Regions from separate parts of the Homo sapiens genome. Here region 1 is linked to region 2. Evidence: read pairs that join two places in POLR2A ChIA-PET (ENCODE). Cell type or tissue: GM12878. All regions are shown on one strand.

Evidence for each region. ChIA-PET counts read pairs that join two places held together with the same protein. Peaks named below come from ENCODE experiments on the same cell type or tissue, not always from the same donor. Only the 100,000 strongest peaks of a DNase experiment are listed, where the experiment ranks them.
Region 1: POLR2A ChIA-PET joins it to region 2 with 5 read pairs; 4 of 35 experiments call an interaction of 5 or more read pairs at or near these places.

What each region holds. Positions count from the first base shown.
Region 1 is chr20:62,399,748-62,402,247 of GRCh38, forward strand. All of the region lies in intron 1 of CABLES2 (Cdk5 and Abl enzyme substrate 2), which reads right to left. It overlaps LOC105372709 (a long non-coding RNA gene), which reads right to left. Exons shown (of 2, transcript XR_936967.3): 2 at 2,485-2,500. Among named protein-coding and RNA genes, the nearest start is that of CABLES2, 6.3 kb to the right of the region's middle. In GM12878, no CTCF peak of the experiment used is centred here; no DNase peak of the experiment used is centred here.
Region 2 is chr20:62,116,756-62,119,255 of GRCh38, forward strand. The region is part of intron 1 of LOC105372706 (a long non-coding RNA gene); the gene reads right to left. Among named protein-coding and RNA genes, the nearest start is that of LSM14B, 4.5 kb to the right of the region's middle. In GM12878, no CTCF peak of the experiment used is centred here; a DNase peak (open chromatin) is centred at 1,142.

The DNA of each region.
Region 1 (2,500 bases), 280 kb after region 2:
CATGCCTGGCTAGTTTTTGTATTTTTGGTAGAGATGGGGTTTCACCATGTTGGCCAGGCTGGTCTCGAACTCCTGATCTCAAATGATCCGCTGGCCTCGGCCTCCCAAAGTGTCAGGATTACAGGCGTGAGCCACCATATTGTATAACGAAGTGTGAAATAGCTCCTGTAATTTGTTGGATACTGTACTGAAAGTGAAAAAGAACATGGTTGTAGGGGTACCAAGTACAGTTTGAAGTCAGGAACTTAAGATGTGATTAAAATCTTTTAAAAGGCAAAGTCAACAAGAGCTTGTTGAAAACAAGCTAGGATTGAAAGCAGAAAATCCACTAAAACGCCTGGTGCCTCACATTGGCGCCATCACCAGACACAGCTGTGCACCTGCCCAGTCCCAGCTGGAGGTGGGGGCAGGGGACCAGCCGGATGGCTGCAGAAGGTGGGTGAGCAGCTGGCCAGAGGAGAGCACTTGGATGATGGGACCAGGAAGGGCTGGGGATGCGGTGGGCTGGCCTGCACAGTGGGGTGGGTGGGGAAGGAGGAGCTAAGGGGCTGGGGTAGGCAGCAGGCTCTGAGGGCAGTGGGAGGGGCAGAGCACCCAGCTGCATGCTGAGGGGGTGTGTGGCAGACGCCGGCTGTCCCGAGAGGCCCAGGTGAGTGCTGGCCTGTGATGGGTGACGGCGGACAGACTGCCCCAAGAGGAGCCCAGCGGAGGCTGGATGGGCAGGGCCCACACTGGGGAAAGAAGCCAGTGAAGGAGGAGATTTGGGGACTGTCCCCAGAGAGGTGTTTGTGTGTCCTGACCTACAAGGCTGGGCCTGGAGGCCCTGAGGACCAGCCTGTGTGTCTTTCTGGAAGCTCCTTCCCACGGGTAATTACCAGGGGATGCCTGGGTATTTGCATGCCTGGGACTTCATTTGGAGGCCCGTGGGGGTCCCAGCAGAAGCCTGAGGCCCCGCGGCAGCCTGCCTGGTGGTACCGTTGGATCCTCTGGCCCAGGACGCAGAGGAGCTGCAGCAGGGAGGCTGACGCTGCTGCCGGCTGGCCTGGCTCCTCCGTGATTTTCTGGTCGCTGCAGGAATGATGGGTTTCTCTCCACTATGCTTTAAAATCTGTTCCCAGCAGGTTCTTCTACAGATCTTTCTCTGTAATTTCCTTCTCTTTTCTTTTTTTGTAAGCATCTTATTAGTAAACTAGATCTGCACAGTTCTAGGAAGGAGGCAGCATTCTGACGCTCAGTTCATGGGTGGGTAAATTGAGGCAAGGAGCTGTTTAGCAACTTGCCCAAGATGACATGGCTGGTAAGAGACAGAGTGGGGACCTGAGCCCACGTGGACGGCCGGGCTCTGGCACCCAGTGGCGCCGCTCCCACTGTGTCAGTTGGAATGGTGGCCGCTCTCCACTGTCTCTCAGGGGCTCATTTTGTGAACCTGGCCCCGTTGCAGGTCACGTTTTTTGGTTTGAGTCCACAAGACTCTGACAATGCTGAAGGAGGTGCCTGCACATGGGTGCAGGGCAGGGCGGCCAAGTGGGGAGGACGCCGCTTTGGCCTTCCCTTCCCCTCTGCCTCCACGGGAGCTGGTGTCAAGGGAGAACGAGGGAGGTGCTTCCCTTCCAGAACCAGGGCTGTTGCAACTCCACGCATCACCGCAGCAGGGCGCTGCTGCTGACGGGACGGGCACTGGCAAGTGCAGATGGGACCCAGGCCAGCGTCCATTGCTTGGTGCCTCTGGAGGATGGGCTGGGAACCCATGAGATGGACCCCTGCTCGCCCCGGGCCCCACAGAGAGGTGTCGGTGTGTCCGGCAGACATGGAGAGGATCACGCATGTGCAGATGTACCACCTTACGCCTAGCTGGAAGCAGCACACACGCCGGTCAGCAGGAGGCGGGACATGCGCAATCAGGGGACGGCATGCACAGCATGCTGCAGGTGCACACAGACGCCACACGGGTTGAGAGGCTCGTCATGTGGTGACACAGGTCCCCTCAGTGTGGGGGAGGGGCTGAGGAGGGGCACCAGGGAGCTGGGGGATTGGCCTGTGTCTCCGCAGGGGAGTGGCTCCGTGGGGTGTGCCCAGGCAAATGCACTGAGCTGCACGCACCTTCCATGTGCTTCACTCATCCTGCGTGCACCAGACCCCTCCGTCCAAAACATGCAAGGAACAAGCGAGCAAAGCAGAAAGAACGAGGCCCTCGGCAAGGCCCACGCCCCACACCCCACATGCTGGGGCAAATGCAAGTTCTGCTGAGTCCCAGGAGGCCCCGCTCCTGCTCAGCCACCGTAGAGTTACACTGGCGGTGCCTACTCGTGGTTCCCCCCACGTGGCAGTGACCAGCTCAAAGCTGCCTGCATCTGACTTGGGAAGAAGGGGTTGGGGGTTGGGGCAGTGGGGAGTCTGCCCCCCCAGTCTGCTGACACACCTCACTCACTCTCAGCACTAAATGGCGGGCCACCAAGCCTCCATCCAAAGTCATGCTCACAGACAGGAAGAGAAATCTGCT
Region 2 (2,500 bases):
TGCGTGGGGAAGGCCATTTGTAAACACTCTCTGGCCCAAATGCAGCAAGGCTCCCAGGGCAAATGGGGTTTCCATGTTCCAGTGCTTGGGAAAGACTAACACGTATTCGCGTCCGTCCGCGACTGCCTGTCTAAGCGAGATGAGCCACCAGAAATGTCTCAGGCGCCATCCTCCCCATCCAGCTCCTGGTACCTGCTGGAAAAGCCTGGGGCAGCCCTGCACTGGCGCACCTTCTTCTCACCCGGCCCATGCCCTGCCCCTTCCGCCGCACACACCCCCGCGCAGCCAGTTATGGGCTTCACTGCCAGGGTCGACCTCGGTGGGCCCGTGTGGCTGCCTGCCGGCTTCTGATGCACATCATTTCTTGCCACACAGAGCCTCAATCTAGCCTGTGCTCTCAGGGTGGTGAAGGCAGCGACATAAGGAAAGGATTACGGTGTTAACAAGTCGGAACTGAACACGAATAAAAATAACCACGTGCCCTGGCAGAATGCTTTCCATCTGACGACGGGGATGTCTTGGTGCATGGACGAGGGTCCACGGGTGCGCTGCCTGGTGAGGACAGGCTTTGGGAAGCCTGGCACACCTCTCCCGACATCTGCACCGCTCCTTTATCTACATGACCTCATTCCTGGGCCGTGACCCTGCCCAGCAGGCGCTCGTGCCGCATCAGGCAGGCGTAAAGACAAGTGCCCAGCCTGGCTGGGATGAGCCCGTAGGCCTCTTCAGTAACCATGGCAACGCTCTAGGACGCACCCGGCATCCTTTGCATGGAGTCAAGAGAGGATACAATGTAATAGGAGAGACCCTTGAAGAAGAAGCTGCTTCCTTCCCTCATGCCCAGTGCCAACCTCAGGTCAGTCTCCATCTGGACATCTGCAGAGCATGAGCTCCAAGTGCAGAAATCGTGTCTGGGCTTTGTCCCTTCCCGCCGTTCACTATCCCCTCCCCCCGCCCCAACCTGAAGGCTGAGCACAGAGGACCACCAGGGAGGAGGCCCGGACGTTGAGCACCCAGGGTTAGCAGCCGGCAGACTGACACAGGAATCCCAGCCCTGTCATGTGCTGGCCGTGTGACGCTGGCTGTCACCTAGCCCAGGCTGAGAGCCTGGTTTCCTCCTCTCACAAGGTGCAGCACCACATCCGGAGGGCTGCGGAGGGGTTCGGGGAGGAAATGCGTGGCCGGCTTGGGCACCAGGTCTGGCACTGAGTGGTGGGACTGGGCTGGTGACACTCAGTAAGACAGTGGTGGATTGACTTAGAAGGGGCCTTTCATCGTTTACTTTCTATCCAAGTAGAACACAGGGCTGGGGAATGCTGCCCCCACCCCAGCCATTCCTGAGCCCCTAAAGCCCAGGAGCCCCTCACAGCCACCGGGAGAGAAAAGCTGCCAGCCTCCCGCTGACAGCCCGTCTTCTGTTCCACCAGGATCTCTCAGCATTTGATCCTGCATTCTGAGGTGGCAGCACCAGGGCTGGCCCTATCAGAATCTGACATTTCGAAAGCTGGTGTCTGGGTCTGCCCAGGTTCTCATCAGCTCCAGCCAGCTGTCCCTCCAGCTGCACCTGGAAGCGGGGCCGAGGCTGCCCGCTAGGTGCTGGAGTTTAACACACTCCTCTTTTATTTTCCAAGGAACTTCCCATCACACAGGGCTCCTCACGCCAGGAAACTCGGCTGTTGGGGTGGGAAGGGGAGAAAGGGAGGTGGAAGGGGGACAGGAGGCAGGAGGGGGAGATGGATGGGAAGAGGGAAGAGGGTCTGAGGATGCCTGAACTTCAACCCACTGGTGCTCATCCAGCCTCCCGGGAAAACAGCCCTGCAGAGCCCCATGCAGGAGGAAATGGATTTTAACTGGATTCACAGAGAGCAGGTCAGACCTCCATGAGAATTCCTGATGGTACAGGATCAACTCAGCCCTCCCTCCTCACCTTACTGTCCAGCCACCTGTGGGTCCCTGTGCCCCGAACACCCTCCCTGGGCCTCACTGTCCCATTCCCTGCCCGGAAGTCCTCCTAGCAAAGCTGGCCCTGAGCCTCCCCACACGGCACACCTGTGCCCTCCTCAGCTCCCTTCAGGCTGGTGCTGTTGCACCTGTGCGGTTGGAGGGTCTTCCTCGGGGGAGGGGGCCTGAGGCCTGCAGGGCCTCCCCAATCCCCTCTCCTGCGCCAGATCCTGAATGAGGGGACGGGGACGGTTGAGTCCTGTCTCACCAGCACGTGGCCACACTTCAGACCACTGACTTATCTGTGGACCACCCATCGTTAACGCCCTCTGAATTAACTCAGCTGTTTTGTGTGGCGCCTACTGAGCAATGACACCTGTGAGATCAATGGCTGTGCCAGTCATTCTTGCTCAGGGGAACATTAGAGTCACAGGATGGTTTTCTGTGGTGGGGCACCCTTACCTGCTGCAGGATGCTGGCCTGTGCCACCCCAGCTAGACTGGTGATGCAACGTGGAGCAGGGTCCTTACTCCATGTCTCCCCACCTGTCACTGGGGAC